Regions from separate parts of the Homo sapiens genome. Here region 1 is linked to region 2. A link is a loop called in an ENCODE intact Hi-C map of the cell type or tissue named here. Cell type or tissue: mammary epithelial cell. All regions are shown on one strand. Links, peaks and the distances in the headings refer to the core of each region. The heading gives the core; the rest is flanking DNA.

Region 1 (8,345 bases), core at 31-8,030, 130 kb before region 2:
CACTAACCAACTCATGATCTGTAACTCCTTTGTTAAGGAAAAGAATGTATATCTACGTCAAACTTCCATTTCAGAAAGCCGAGGTCAAAATAATGAGTCCTGGGGAATTCAAACTTGTGTTAAGAAAATGTGTCCCAGTGTGCAATGGCTGCAAACAGCAGCTTCCTTGGTAGTGTATGCAGCCTGTTTGTTGTACGGGTTGCTCTAAAGGGCCTTGGAGACAGTCCTTTCAGATGGATGTACATGTTTTTGACCTTGCACTACCCCAGTGTAGGCTCCAAACAGGCATGCGAGGTGCCTTTGGAAAGCCCCGGGGCACTGTGGCCAGTTGGCCAAGTTATCATCTCCATCCGCACCAAGCTGCAGAACAAGGAGCACGTGATTGAGGCCCTGGGCAGGGCCAAGTTCAAGTTTCCTGGCTGCCAGAAGATCCACATCTCAAAGAAGTGGGGCTTCACCAAGTTCAATGCCAATGAATTTGAAGACATGGTGGCTGAGAAGCGGCTCATCCCAGATGGCTGTGGGGTCAAGTACCTTCCCAGTTGTGGCCCTCTAGAGAAGTGGTGGGCCCTGCACTCATGAGGGCTTTCACTGTGCTTCCCCCTCTTAATACTCACCAATAAATTCTACTTCCTGTCCACCTAAAAAAAAAAAAAAAGAAAAAGAATGCTTTAACTTCAATTACCCCTCTCTCTTATGTACGTTTAGTCTGTTATTTTAGTTTTATCCTGATTCCCTCGCATAAACATTATTATTATATTAAAAAAAAGAAAAGAAAAGAAAATGTGTAGAGCCGGGCACGGTGGCTCATGCCTGTAATCCTAGCACTTTGGGAGGCTGAGGTAGGCGGATCACAAGGTCAAGAGATCCAGACCATCCTGGCCAATATGGTGAAACCCCGTCTCTACTAAAAATACAAAAATTAGCCGGACGTGGTGGTGCATGCCTGTAATCCCAGCTACTCAGGAGGCTGAGGCAGGAGAATTGCTTGAACCTGGGAGACGGAGATGCAGTGAGCCAAGATCATGCCACTACACTCCAGCCTGGGCAACAGAGTGAGACTCCACCTCAAAAACAACAACAACAATGACAACAACCCCAAAAACAAACATGAATAAATATCATTCTCCAATAAAATCATTCATGCCAGTTAGGGAACCAGTTAGGAGGTTGTTACTGGAAACCAGGTGAAAGAGATTTTATTGGAGAATGATATTTATTCATGTTTTCCCTAATGAACCCTTTAACTTTACTCCAGTTACCCTTAAGATTGAGTTCAAGCCCTTGGTATGGCTGACAACACTCAGTGAGATACGGCCCTGGTCTCCTAATCCAATCCCATCTTTTTCCTCTGTCCCCTCTTTCACCAACTTCTTTCAGTTCTTTGAACAGGAAACCCTTTGTTTTTACTCCTTTACATCAGTTGCTCCCTTAAAAACTCTTCCTCATTCCCTACTCTGCCCTGTTTTAGGTTTCAGCTTAGAGTAATTTTCTCCAGGAGGTTTCCCGCTGGCCTCCCCAATGGGAGTTAGTGGCGGTCAAAGCATGCTGTTCTCATCACAGCCCTTAGAGCACTGTATTGCAAAAGCCATTTCAGTTGTCTACGTCTTCTGCTAGATTGGGGGTTTCTTGGTCTTTCTTGTTTACCATTGTATCCCCGCAGCTAGCATAGTTCTAGCTTGGGATTAGGTGCTCAATAAGAACCTGATGAATGGCCAGACAGATGAATGAAAGAAGGTTTTCCTTTTCTGACAAGAGAAGGTGGTGAATGGAATAGTTGGGAAAAAATGTAGTGGCTAAAAATAAAGCAAATAAACTTTTTCTTACCTTTGACCAGCTATATTTTTCTTAAAATAGGGAAAAAACCAAAAACAAAACACTGAGAAAAGTGTTTGCTGATTGGTTAGTTTTAAATTTTTCCACCAATGAAATATTACTGCTATGTGCCTGTTGCTTCTGTTTTCTTTTCTATTAATATCATGGGCTTTTTTTTTTTCACAAAGGAATTTGTTATAAAAGGACATTATTCAAGGTATCACTGTATAGAACCTGACATTTGTAAATGGTAACATTCAGTGAATATAATCACTTAAACTCCAGAGTAGATAATATACATATATATTGAAACCTAGAGGCCTGGGGTTTGGTCTTGTTTGTATCATTATCTGTGTAACTAGCATTAGGACATTAAACTTTCTATGTTTCATTGCATTTAAGTAAATGCATCATCTTCAAAATGAACTGATGCCTTTTCTGATATCTCACATGTGAAGATATAATGAAATGACTCATATAACAATACTGTAAGCTACTCTGTAAAACATAGGTACCAAGAAGTGTGATAGGAAGGGTAACGGCCCAGAAGCTAGGTTGCCAGTAGCTAGTCCCATTCATACTGATAATTATCTACTTTTTCTCTATTGTCTTCTTATCAAACAAAATAAAACATAAGATAAGAAGGTTACACAGAATGTTGTTTTGAGATTCCTTTTAGACTTTATCTTTTAAAATTATTATTATTATACTTTAAGTTTTGGGATACATGTGCAGTACGTGCAGGTTTGTTAGATAGGCATACACATGCCATGGTGGTTTGATGCACCCATCAACCCGTCACCTACATTAGGTATTTCTCTTAATGCTATCCCTCCCCTAGCTCCCCACCCCATGACAGGCCCTGGTGTGTGATGTTCCCCTCCCTGTGTCCATGTGTTCTCATTGTTCAACTTCCGCTTATGAGTGAGAACATGCAGTGTTTGGTTTTCTGTTCTTGTGTTAGTTTGCTGAGAATGATGGTTTCCAGCTTCATCCATGTCCCTGCAAAGGACATGAACTCATCCTTTTTTATGATGCATAGTATTCCATGGTATATATGTTCCACATTTTGTTTATGCAGTCTATCATTGATAGGCATTTGCGCTGGTTCCAAGTCTTTGCTATTGTGAACAGTGCTGCAATAAACACATGTGCATGTGTCTTTACAGTACAATGATTTATAATCCTTTGGGTATGTGCCCAGTAATGGGATTGCTGGGTCAAATGGTATTTCTGGTTCTAGATCCTTGGGGAATTGCCACACTGTCTTCCACAATGGTTGAACTAATTTACACTCCTACCAACAGTGTAAAAGCATTCCTATTTTTCCACACCCTCTCCAGCATCTGTTGTTTCCTGACTTTTTAATGATCACCATTCTAACTGGTGTGAGATGGTATCTCATTATGGTTTTGATTTGCATTTCTCTAATGACCAGTGATGACAGCCTTTATCATTCTAGGAAATGAAATGAGTACTATATTCTGTACATAATCCTATTAAATTTCTTAAAGAATTTGTTGCCATTTAATCCATCCTTGCGTTTCATGGGTTGCTGTAGTTCAGTGGCTGTTGTAGGGAATTTGTCTCCCTTCTTTTTCTATCCCAGTTATTTTGTGATTTTTTCCAGATGTGCATGTTCTCCATTGATATATCTATGCATTGTCTTAGAAAGTTTAAAATCTACCCAGGAATCTATACTAGCTAAAAGCTCTTTGAGTGTCCCTTCACAGCTATACAAGATGTTTTTAGTAATTGTGTTCTGTAGAGCTCAGCAGCTGTTATGTTACCCGAGTATTTTTTTTTCTTTCTTGGCTTTTAAGTTGATGTTTGGAAGTCTATTCCCAAGTGCTCAGCCTAAAGGAGAGACAGTTTTCTGTTCCCCCTGCTAATGCTAAACACACAAATAAACAAAACAGAACAAAACAAAATTCCAATTAAACAGTCTGGGAGATTCTAGTTGAATGGTGGATATTAGCATCTTTCAAAGCTAGACCACCTGTGCCTAGACAATTTGTGGCTTTCTATTCTTATGTAATACAAGGAATAGATGTCTGGCAAAACAAAAAAGAATTTAGAAAGTAGGGATGAAACATGATTCCTTTTCAGGGAGGAAAATCACTTCATTCAAGTACCAGCTTAGTTTCATTGCTGCATTTGAACCTCCAAGGAGAGAAATGTGGAGCAGTTGATCCACAGTTGTACCTTCCATTGTTGGTTTATTAAATGGGCTCTTTTGTGCGTGTGTGCAATTTCATTCAGACCGTTAATCACTACTTGGAGTATTCTTAGCTTTCTACAAATTGACAAACATAGCTGTAGGGAAATCTATGTGGAAATTCTGTTTTTCAGAGGTTTGGCAGTTTCTCTTTAATGAGTCCTCAGGGTATCTCAGGTTTCACTAATTTGTGTTTAATTAGATTGGAAAAATTCGGGCAGTAAGCGACAAGAACCTTCTGCCCCATAAGTTGGAGAAAACCATCACTCAGGCACTCAACAAAACCCCTTCCAAATACATGATGTAATACATTCACTCCAGAACAGGGTATGAGCCCTAAAGGATGATTCAGACATAGAAACAAAAGTTGCTGTTAGAAGATAAAAAGAATTATCAGTGGATGTGTTTTTGCTTGCCGCTTTGACATTGCTGTGGCAGGCAAGAGCAAAGGAAGAAATGATGCCCTGAGCTGATGAAAACAAATTCCAGAAGCATTTATGACCAAGTTGTGGTTAGAGGAACAGAATGAAACATAATTTTTCAAAGTTTCCAGAAGGGCTTGTGCATGCTGAAACATAACCAGAAACAATATAACATGCTACAGGAGGAATCAGTGATAAAAGTGACATTCCCCACATAGACCTAGTTATTTACAAAGAGCTGTAAGAACGAAGGGCTCTGAAGCCTTTAAGATGAACAATGTTGTAACAGGAAAGGGGTCCTGATTCAGACCGCCAGAGAGGGTTCTTGGATGTTGCATAAGAAAGAATTCAGGGAGAGCCCATAGAGTAAAGTGAAAGCAAGTTTATTAAGAAAGTAGAGGAATAAAAGAATGGCTACTCCATAGACAGAACAGCCCCGAGGGCTGCTGGGTGCCCATTTTTATGGTTATTTCTGGATGATATGATAAACAAGGGGTGGATTATTCATGCCTCCCCTTTTTAGACCATATAGGGTAACTTCCTGTCATTGCCATGGCATTTGTAAGCTGTCATGGCACTGGTGGGAGTGTAGCAGTGAGGACAACCAGAGGTCACTCTCGTGGCCATCTTGGTTTTGGTGGGTTTTGGCTGGCTTCTTTACTGCAAACTGTTTTATCAGCAACGTCTTTATGACCTATATCTTGTGCTGACCTCCTAACTCATCCTATGACTTAGAATGCCTTAACCTTCTGGGAACGCAGCCCAGTAGGCCTCAGCCTTATTTTACACAGCTCCTATTCCAGATGGAGTTGCTCTGGTTCACATGCCTCTGACAATGTCATATATAGAGTCAGTACAGCTTCAGGATTAAAAAGCTAGACTCCAGAGTCAGACAGACATGGCTGATATCAAATCTTGCTTCCACTGATCTTGCCCAACTCACTTGACAATTTTGTGCCACAATTTTCTCGTTAGTGAAATGGAATAATGATTAGCCCTTTATCATAGCATCAATTTGAGGAATTAGGAAATGCTTGTAAGACATTGGTAAGTATTCACTAGTGTGTGTTAACAAATGATGTCTATTATTGCTATTGTTATTAACAAGATATTCTGGCTGTGGACTCCATGTAGTTCCAGAACATTTGGTCACAGACTGAACATGTCCAAAACTGTAGTCTGTTAAAGCCTAGACTTGGGTTAGAAATTGCATTTTCCAAAGAATTTAAACATTGCAGGTTGTACTTTCCAAAGATGGCTGCTACAATAGTTCCTATCCCACATGCTATGTGATAATGTGACCTTGCCACTCCTTCCATGAGGAGGTGGGGTTTATGTTTTCTCCCCTTTGAAACTGGGTAGGCTTGTGACTACTTCAACCAATAGAGTATGGTAGAAGTGACACTATGCGACTTCAGAGGCCAGGTCCAAAAATGCTTTCATTTGTTGCACTGAAATACTCCTTCTGGGAGTCCTGTCTGATTCCCCTGGGGCTGCCATGTTATGAAGAAGCCAACCCACACAGAGAAGCCACAGATGGGTGCTCCGCTTGGCAGTCTTAACCTTTGAGCCTTTTCCTCTCAAACACCAGATATGAGTAAGTCTTCAGATAATTCCAGCTCCAGCCATTGATGATTAGTCTTCTCATCTGAGACCCCAGACCTCATGGCAGAGAGAAGCCAGCCCTAATGTCTCCTTTCCAATTCCCAATAAATCCTTGAACATAATAAATTCTTGTTTGAAGCCACTAAGCTTTTGGGTAATTTGTTACATAGCAAAGAATACCTGGGATAGAAATTCTCCCTGGTCTGGCCAGTTCTCCCATCTATGGATTTTCCAACTTTTCTCAATCAAGTAATTAGCATTTACCATGGCCTTTTAATGCAAGTCACTGTGCTAGAACAGGGATAAGCCAACATAGTTAAACAGAAATATACACAAGGATAAAGAATACTTAGGAATCCTATGGTAAGAACTGTGTAGCATAGAGTAGTGCAGGCAGGACTATGGTGTAAACTTAAAAGAGGCTGAGACAATCTGGGAAGGCTTCATGGTAAAGAGGCTTGCATAGGGCCTTGGATAAGTGGTACTCGGATAAATAGAAAAGGGAGAAAATGAATTCCTGGCAAAAGTGTGAAAAAATGTTTTGGAAAAAAAAAAGATTTAGGCATTGCCTCTTATAATTAATCTGTTAAAGTCATATTTGTCTTGCAAAATAATATTTACAAGAAAGAATGCTTTTAGATATATTTCTAATTCTAAGAGAATTTACTTAGTACTTTATAGAGGTTGAGTTATGTCAGTGGTGTCTTAAATTGGACTAATTTCCATAGGATTGATCAGCAAACTTTGCCTCCTATGTAAACATAATTTACAACTTTATTAGAACACACAGAATTTTCTTTCCTTTTTTTTTTTTGAAATGGCGTCTCGCTCTGTCGCCCAGGCTGGAGTGCAGTGGTGTGATCTCAGCTCACTGCAAGCTCTGCCTCCTGGGTTCACACCATTCTCCTGCCTCAGCCTCCTGAGCAGCTGGGACCACACTTTTTTTTTATTATTATATTTTAAGTTCTGGGGTACATGTGCAGAACGTGCAGGTTTGTTAGATAGGCATACACGTGCCATGGTGGTTTGCTGAACCCATCACCCGTCATCTACATTAGGTATTTATCCTGATGCTATCCCTCCCCTAGCCCCCAACCCCCAGACAGGCCCCAGTGTGTGATGTTCCTCTCCCTGTGTCCATGTGTTCTCATTGTTCAACTCCCACTTATGAGTGAGAACATGTGGTGTTTGGTTTTCTGTTCCTGTGTTAGTCTGCTGAGAATGTTGGTTTCCAGCTTCATCCATGTCCCTGCAAAGGACATGAACTCATCCTTTTTTATGGCTGCATAGTATTCCATGGTGTATATGTGCCATGTTTTCTTTATGCAGTCTATCATTGATGGGCATTTGGGTTGGTTCCAAGTCTTTGCTATTGTGAACCATGCTGCAATAAACATATATGTGCATGTTTCTTTACAGTAGAACGGTTTATAATCCTTTGGGTATGTACCCAGTAATGGGATTGCTGCATCAAATGGTATTTCTGGTTCTAGATCCTTGAGGAATTGCCACACTGTCTTCCACAATGGTTGAACTAATTTACACTCCCACCAACAGTGTAAAAGCATTCCTATTTCTCCACATCCTCTCCAGCATCTGCTATTTCCTGACTTTTTAATGATCACCATTCTAACTGGCATGAGATGTTATCTCATTGTGGTTTTGATTTGCATTTATCTAATGACCAGTGATGATGAGGTTTTTTTCATACGTTTGTTGGCCGCATAAATGTCTTCTTTTGAGAAGTGTCTGCTCATATCCTTCGCCCAGTTTTTGATGGGGTTGTTTGTTTTTTTCTTGTAAATTTGTTTAAGTTCTTTGTAGATTCTAGATATTAGCCCTTTGTCAGATGGAAAGATTGCAAAAATTTTCTCATATTCTGTAGGTTGCCTGCTCACTCTGATGATAGTTTCTTTTGCTGTGCAGAAGCTCTTTAGTTTAATTAGATCCCATTTGTAAATTATGACTTCTGTTGTCGTTGCTTTTGGTGTTTTAGTCATGAAGTCTTTGCCCATGCCTATATCCTGAATGGTATTGCCTAGGTTTTCTTCTAGGGCTTTTATGGTTTTAGGTCTTACGTTTATGTCTTTAATCCATCTTGAGTTAATTTTTGTATAAGGTGTGAGGAAGGGGTTTGGTTTCAGTTTTCTTCATATGGCTAGTCAGTTTTCCCAACACCATTTATTAAATAGGGAATCTTTTCCCCATTGCTTGTTTTTGTCAGGTTTGTCAAAGATCAGATGGTTGTAGATGTGTGGTGTTATTTCTGAGGCCTCTGTTCTAGA
Region 2 (8,345 bases), core at 218-8,217:
CCTCTAAATTAGGGGTTGTGTTTAAATTTACTAAATTTATATGTATATTTCAGATAAATTAGGCTGAAAATCTTTGTTCCTATCAATACTGTACAAGTGACTTTCACTAATTTATTTTGTGAAGGAAATTAAAACTTGTGACCATGACATGTAAATTCATTGAAATTAAATGCAAATAAATCCAGTCTTGTTATGGTCTTCTGTTTCAAGACTGAGGTTATTGACTGACACATAACGTTGAGAATCCATTTCCCAAACACTTTGATTGACAGGCAAGACAACACAACAGCAGAGACCTGGCTGTCTGTTTAAAAGCCGTGCTCCAAATACAGGCTATGTTGATAGAATTGACTGCTCCATTTTTCTGCTTTCTGAAGAGAAGGTAATCCTCTACCTTCTATTTGCAGGATATTAATTTTAAGTACCTGTGAAATGAAGTTCTTAAAACCTAAGATTCCCCAAAACTCCAGTTATCAACAAGGTTATATAGGAATCAAAGCGAGGCGTTTGGAGTAGATGCCGAGATCACCTCTCCCTCACACCTCTGCTGACCCCAGCTACCTGCAATCCTGCCAGGACCATTCTGGAGGTGAGGTGATCCTTTTTATTTGTAAAAGGTCTAGTAAAATATACAACAGTTTATTCTTTTAATTTTAAATGGCAATTTACATACATATATATATACTTGTATACTTCATAATCGACTTTCTTTTAAAATATGTGATTTCTTTCTAGGAAATGTTTCAATTTAAAAAATTAAATCATTTATGAATATGAATTTAATATTCATTTCCTTCAACTTCTTTCATCTGAATTTCTTTCTTCCCATTATTCCTTTTTCTTCTTAGCTAAACCATCAAATGACTTTCCTGCTATTTTACATTTTGCTGATAAGCAGTTCCTGTAATTAATAACCTTATCTTTCTATGTATGAAAAAAACAAATTTAATGCATTTTAATAAGGAGGTTGAAAGGACAAGGAGACATTTTATTGCTATGTTGATTTTGATAAGACTAGAAATAACCTGGATGGCTGGTGATGGCATATTGATGTTGGTTGCATTTGTGCACACATTTTTGGTTCCTCTTGCTGTTTGTACTTCAGTATTTCTTATAAATATATTTCTGAATGGGTATGCAATGTAGATTTCTTTAATAAGCAAATCTCATTGAATAATGTGATGGTTTTAGGCCACTTTATCATTATATATGTCTGATTCTAATCTCGTGTTTACAGTTATTAGCTGACCAACCAACAGGGCTGAGAATCAGAAGATTTGGTTTTAAGACTAGCTCTTCCAAAAAATTGCTCTTAGCCCAAGGAAAACATCCCAATTGCTATTTCCTTATTTATATATGGAGGTGGATCACCAGGAGACTACCTAAAACAGCTCTAAAATCTAAACCAGATCTAGTATTCTACAACTCCAGCTAATTCATTTTAAAAAAAATGCTATGTTAAGGTTTTAAAGTTGAAGATCCTTTGGAATGTAAATAATCAGGTCTCCATCCGGGGCCAAAATTTTGTACATCCCAAATGAAGGCTGAATAAAGCCTGTTCTTTTGAAATTAGTGACTTTTATGAGCTCATGAAGGATCCACAACAGAAAGAGCTCTGTGATGGGCATCAGGGTCGTTCCCACCCTTATTTCCTTTCCACTCACACACTAATCCCGTGATGTGGTTACATCTGTAATTTCATTCTGCAAAGAGGAAACTGTGTTGTACAGAGTAGTTAGTTGTCTTGGGCAGGGCTGTACAGGGTCACATAGCTACAGAGGGCTGAACAAAATTCTCGATATTCCAGACTGTGGTGATTTTTGTTAGAAATCTTGGGGTCACGGCACTTTGGGAGGCCGAGGTGGGTGAATCACGAGGTCAGGAGTTTGAGACCAGTCTGGCCAACATAATGAAACCCCGTCTCTACTAAAAATACAAAAAAAATTAGCCTGGCATGGTGGCGGGCGCCTGTAGTCCCAGAGAATGGAGTGAACCTGGGAGGCGGAGTTTGCAGTGAGCTGAGATAGCGCCACTGCATTCCAGCCTGGACAACAGAGCAAGACTCAAAGAAAAGAAAGAGAGAGAGGGAGCGACGGAGAGAGAGAGGGAGGGAAGGAAGGAAGGAAGGAAGGAAAGAAAGAGAGAAATCTTGGGGTCACTGTCCCCAGGACTGTGTCCTCAAGTCAGGGGTAGAAAATGAATAGGAGTGAATACCTAGTACTGCTCAGATAGGGCTGTTCTCACGCTAGGAGAGGGGATGGTTGATTGGGTATCGGGGCATCTTCTCCACTAGACGGTAAGCTTTTCTATTACCGAGTGTATCCATATATCCTTCAGGGCAGGGAGAAGATTTAAAATTGGTGTAATCTGCTGTAGTACCCAGGAGTGTGCTGGGCTCCCCAGTATTTTTCAATTCTGTGACACTGTAGGCAATCAATATAAACAGAAGATGAGGGTAACAGTGAAGTAGAAAAGGGTCAGATGTTGAGAATGGGAAAGTAGAGGTTACTACACCCACCTCAGTTCAGTAAAACAGAGCCCCTTCCACTGGCTGATTGGTGAATCACCTGGGCTGGCTCCAGGAACAATGAGAAGTCTTGGATTTGGTGCCCTTCAATGAAATCTTTCATTAGTCTCTCATATTCCTCCTCTTTCTTACTCCCACCAGCCCCTTTTGAAAAGTATGAATGCTGAGTTAATCCCTCAGGGTCCCAATGGTCCTTGTTCAAGCAAACGTCAAGGCGAGGGACTGTCTTTAATTATGGCTTAAGGAAACAATGCCTCCCTTTTGACAGTCTATGTAGTTAGTGATACTCTTGCTTGAAGATTCATGCAGGTAAAACCAAAAGGGGTTTCTATAGTATTGAAATCCATCTTCAAACACCACTAACCACTCCCTCTCCAACACCCATCTCCTGCTTCCAAGGGCAAAACTTAACCATCAAATAACATTACATATATGTTTTGGGCCTTGTATTTTGTACCCTACAGCATGTATGACTATTATACTGATGAGAGAAAACAAGATGTTTACGTAAATAAGTTTTTCATCACTGAATTCTAATGATAATCAACCCAAAACATCAGATTATTTTTCTGAGCATTTAGTCACAGCTTCAACAAAAATTCTTTCTTTAAGAGCTTATTGTGAAAGGATTTCATGTGCATTTATAAAGATGTCTTCTTTCATTCATTCTTTGGCAATTCTAATTAGTAAATTTTACTGGCATTTCTCTTTCTCTGTGCCCAGGAAGTTAATACAGCATCATCATTGATTACTGCCGCATGTTAGAGCAAACATATTTATTTCTCTTTTTTTCTCCCAAAGAAATAAAATCTTTATGTGCTCTGCACGTGGGTTAGGGAAGCTAATAATGGTCTGATTGTTCCAGTCTTGGTGCTGCCTAACCTTTGAGGTAAGGACTGTTACTCTTTCAAGCACTGTCCTCTAGTGTGGAAAATAAATATTAGCACTTTTACAACAAGCATTGCTGCTCAAGAACTGCTGCTTGATAAGTGTGTGCCTTCCACTAACCCACTCAGTGCTTTTCCTGGGAAGGTATTGACACCTTTAACCACATAAGTTAAAGTAATTCTTGGTGAGAAAATTACTGGCAACACATGCACCTTTACCTAACAGTGTTAGGTCATCAGAAACCACTGAATAGATGAAAGAAATGGGCTTGTAGTATAGCATAGATCCATGAGCTTGTGATAAAATGCAAAAAAAGAAGAAAAAAGGCACAGTTCATCTATTTTTAAAAATTAGTATTTCAAAAAGAGTGCTGGCTCAGCACGGTAGCTCACGCCTGTAATCCCAGAACTTTGGGAGGCCAAGGTGGGCGGATCACCTGAGGTCAGGAGTTGGAGACCAGCCTGTCCAACATGGTGAAACCCTGTCTCTACTAAAAATACAAAAAAATTAGCCTGGTGTGGTGGCAGGCACCTGTAATCCCAGCTACTTGGGAGGCTGAGGCAGGATAATTGCTTGAACCCGGGAGGCAGAGGTTGCAGTGAGCTGAGATCATGCCACTGCACTCCAGCCTGGGCCACAGAGCAAGACTCTTGTTTAAAAAAAAAAAAAAAAGCTATCATTTTTGACAAACTGGCCATTCCGAAATTAATTTCTGTGTGAAGCACACATATACATTTCTTTGAATCCTTGTATAACTCAACTCTGACTGGCTGTTTAATGGAATAGTTCTGACTATTCACATTTTCCAGGTTATTATCTCTTAGTTTCATTTAGTATAATGCCTGGCTTTGAAATCATAGGTAAATATTCAACAATGCCTATCAGTTAAGATTTTAGGGCACTAGATTCAGATAGACCTGGGTTAAGCATTCATTTGTTAGTTGGCCTTTCTAAACTTCAATTTCCTTTACAGTAAAATGGAGATCATAATAGTGCTTTCTTTCCTTAAAGAATTTAATTATGAACCTATGAGGCTTGAAAAATATTTAACATAGTATCTGGACCTTCACAAACACTAAATAAACATCAGAAATTCTTTTATATATTTTTGTATTTTTTTTTGACACGGCCTCTAGAAAACTTTCTATCCACCAACCAAGCCCCAAATGACATTCTTCTAATAAAACATACGGTAGACTATTTAAATTCATTACAGAGTTCACTTGTATTAGATTTAAATTCATTACAGAGTTCAGTTGTATTAGTTCCTTTTACTACATTTGAAAAAGCCTTTTCTCAGTGTGCACATTCAGCTGGACGCATGCTTCCTAGCTTCCGTTGAATTTTTGTGTTTGACACCTTCTTAGGGGACAGTTTCATATCAGGTGTCATTTCACATTAAGAAGCCAAATTTTGTGGATGCTTATATACACTCGAGAGTATGAACACAGTCAAGCTGGCTGTTATTGTTGTCAGTTCCCAAAATAGTGATCCGACATCCATGCCCAAAGGAGCATAAACCACAGACTTGTAAAAGGGGTACTCCTGGGAAGCTAATGTTGGGGGATAATCTCCAAAACACTCATACCTTTCATTGCTTCATAGATTATATCTAATGTCCTTCAAGGTTATAAAAATAGTTTACAGAGCATCTCTACCATAAACTGCTCTGTCCCTCCATAAAACAGGCCAGTTGCGTAGCTGGAAATGTTTCTGCAAGACAACAATGGCTGATAGGAGATTGAGCATAACCAAGCGCTTGATACAAACCATCTGCTTTTCTCTGAATGGTGTCCTTGAGTCTTCATTCTTGCTCAGTGTCCTGTGAAAGGAGCTGAAGCTGCTGCCACCTGATCCCAGTGTTTCATTACTGCCTGTCCCTGACCTGTGCGTTGACTTTTCATTGCCCTTTCCCTTAAAAACAAAGCTCAGGTCTCCCTTGGGCTAGAGAAGGGTGATGGTTGAGGTTAGAATGGGGGTCAAAAATCAATAGAGGAATCCAACTACTTCTTTGCTGAAGCAAACCAAGCACAAATTCTCCGAAGTTAGGTAAACAGACCTGTGTGCAAGGTGGGGAAAACTGAGTGGAAAGCAAAAGGAAGGAGAAAAATGAGGCAAATAACCTCCAAACATGTTTCTCATAGCTAACATCCTGGCACAATTTAGAGAAATGTCAAAGTTTACTATTGCACTTATTAGAGCTAGTGAGCTCCCAAGGTAAATGGAGAACTAAAAGGCCTTCATAATGCGTATTAATTCTTATAAAAAAATCTAAGGACTTCATGTCTTCTGACCAGCATGCAGCACATTCATGGAAACTGAATTCTTACTACCACATGTGTTTTTATTTTTAAAAAACAAAGTGAGAACAGGTTAATACTTCAAGCTTTCCTCAAGCAAATTGTTGGACTAGTTCAGATGGTTCTCGAAAGAGTAATTGCTCTTCCTTGGACATTATAGGCAGGACTATTCTAGAAGAAAAATCCACTTTGAATCACATAACTAGTATTGTTTTCTATAAAGCAAAAGTCGTTATGAAGATAGGCAAAGGACTAGTTTTAAAGGATCATCATGGACCTTTTATTAGAAATCTCTAATAAGGAGGAATAATAGTGATTCTGACAATATTTTTTTCAGAAGGTGACAAATGAATTGTTGACACGATAATGAACTTCATTCTTAGTTATTTAAATTAACATTAACATATTTTTCTTTACATTGACAGCTTATAATTTAGTTGTGCACACAACAAGTATTTTCTCAAAGACCTATTACGTGCTGAAAATAAAGCAAGATATTTTTGTTAGAGTGGATCAACAAGAGGAAGGATCCTTCTTTAAAAAATATCTCTTGAAGATAGATGAAGAAATAATGCATCATGATGAATTATTTAAGTATAGAATTCACTCAAATGTCATCTGTTGCTTCTGATCTAGTGAGAGTTGTTGGATGCGAAAGATAGTAAAATACCTGCGTATACATACATAAAGCCCAAAGTTCAACAAGTAACACTTCTCTGCCTCATGAACCTCTGTCATCTCTCTGATGAAGAATACAGAGAGAAGGCAATAAACTGCAAATGTTATGACTACATTTCCAAAGCCTCCTTACCAGATCACATCCTGTCGGAGAGATAGCATGAGGGATTTGTGCACACGGAGTCATGCAGCAGGTGAACCCAGGTCAAATGTAACATCACTATAGCTGTGATTTCAGATCCTTTGCAGGTATCCCCTTAAATTGACTTTTATGATATTATAATAAAACGGGAATAGGATTTCACCAGATTTAGAAGCTCTTATAGTTATTGACTTCTTCTGAGGATGCCTGAAGCTTCTTCTTATGGTCAGAGGCTGCATGAAACTTTTGTTGCTGTTAGGTTTCAGAAAGCCATTTAAGGTATACAGCTAAAATACACCTTGCAGAAGCGAAGCTAGGATACACAATTCAAGAGGCAGCTCCTCATTTATACTATTAACTCAGCCAGCAAATATTTATTGAATGCCTACTATGTGCCAGTTACTACTCTAAGTTGTGGAGATATTACAGTGAATAAAAACAAAACAAAACAAGTATCTTTGCCCTTATAGACTCATGTTACACTGTTGTTGTTTAAATAAAATAATCCCCTCCCCCAAAACACACACATCCTTTTAGGTAATTTCCACACTGTATTGCCAAACTGTATGTGCCTTAGGTAGGGATATATTTGGCTACAAGTAAGAAAAAAATTTGACCAATCGTGGTTTAAACAAATAGAGCTCTCCCTTTTCACTTGGCATAAAGTCTGTATGTAGAGAGTCAGGAGGCTTATACAGCAGCTCAACTGTGTCATGGGGGATTTAGTTTTTTTCTGTCTTAATACTTTGCAGTGCATAGCATGATGGTTGTTTGTCATGGTTATAGGATGGTTGCTACAACTCCTGGCACTATGTCTGTACTCACAGCAGGGAGAAAGGGAAATGAGTGTCTAGTCTTTATTTAAAGAGGAAAATAAAATTTTCACAAAACAATTTCTAACGTATTTCAAATTATGTGTCATTGACAAGACTGTACCACATGACTACCCACATCTGCAAGCGAGGCTAAGAAAGTGAGTACATAGTATTTATAGCCTCGATAGTGAAGGTAATCAAGCAAAGAACAGGGTTGGGAATGGGTGTTAAGTTAGCTAATCTAGACTGTAGTTTATATTGATTACAAAAACAAAACAAAGCAAAATAGAAAATCCAGTGTTATTTAAACATAAGACTGGTTCATTTTTACATCTGTTAATTTTCTTAATGTGTGACTGAATGCATGAATGCCTTGTCAAAGTACACAATGTCCTGTAAAAGCCTGAATAATTGAATAAATGAATGAATGGTCTAATGCAACTGGCACCGGCAAAAGATTGTCTGAAACTCTACATGGACAATTGTTTTGGCTATTTCAACTACTTCGATTGCTTATTTCAGTAAAAATTATCAACAAGCCTGACTATAATCTTAATTATTATCAAAGTTAGCATGCTTTAAAAAGTTCCATTCAATAATCATTTATTAAACAATGACTATAAGGTAAATACTAATCCTGAGAGTTGCATAGAAAAATAAGACAATATTTAGGCTGGGTGCGGTGGCTCACGCCTGTAATCCCAGGACTTTGGGAGGCCGAGGCGGGTGGATCACGAGGTCAGGAGTTCGAGACCAGCCTGACCAACATAGTGAAACCCCGTCTCTACTAAAAATACAAAAATTAGCCGGTGAGGTGTCACGCGCCTGTAATCCCAGCTACTCAGTAGGCTGAGGCAGGAGAATTACTTGAACCCGGGAGGCAGAGGTTGCAGTGAACCAAGATCACACCACTGCACTCCAGCCTGGGTGACAGAGTGAGCCTCCATCTCAAAAAAAAAAAAAAAAAAGAAAGAAAAATAAGACAATATTCCTAT

The links. Hi-C counts contacts between places; a loop is a spot of excess contacts. Peaks named below come from ENCODE experiments on the same cell type or tissue, not always from the same donor. Only the 100,000 strongest peaks of a DNase experiment are listed, where the experiment ranks them.
Region 1: it touches region 2 in a loop (9-fold over the local background); 1 of 110 quality-filtered maps calls a loop at or near these places.

Annotation. Positions count from the first base shown.
Region 1 is chr12:75,681,024-75,689,368 of GRCh38, reverse strand. All of the region lies in intron 6 of LOC105369844 (a long non-coding RNA gene), which reads left to right. It also overlaps the pseudogene RPL10P13 and the pseudogene LOC124900321. Among named protein-coding and RNA genes, the nearest start is that of KRR1, 170 kb to the right of the region's middle. In mammary epithelial cell, for the core only: no CTCF peak of the experiment used is centred there; a DNase peak (open chromatin) is centred at 4,488; H3K27ac peaks cover 2,422 bases.
Region 2 is chr12:75,555,463-75,563,807 of GRCh38, reverse strand. It overlaps LOC105369844 (a long non-coding RNA gene), which reads left to right. Exons shown (of 16, transcript XR_007063375.1): 12 at 408-589. Among named protein-coding and RNA genes, the nearest start is that of KRR1, 48 kb to the right of the region's middle. In mammary epithelial cell, for the core only: a CTCF peak has its summit at 3,430; a DNase peak (open chromatin) is centred at 3,427.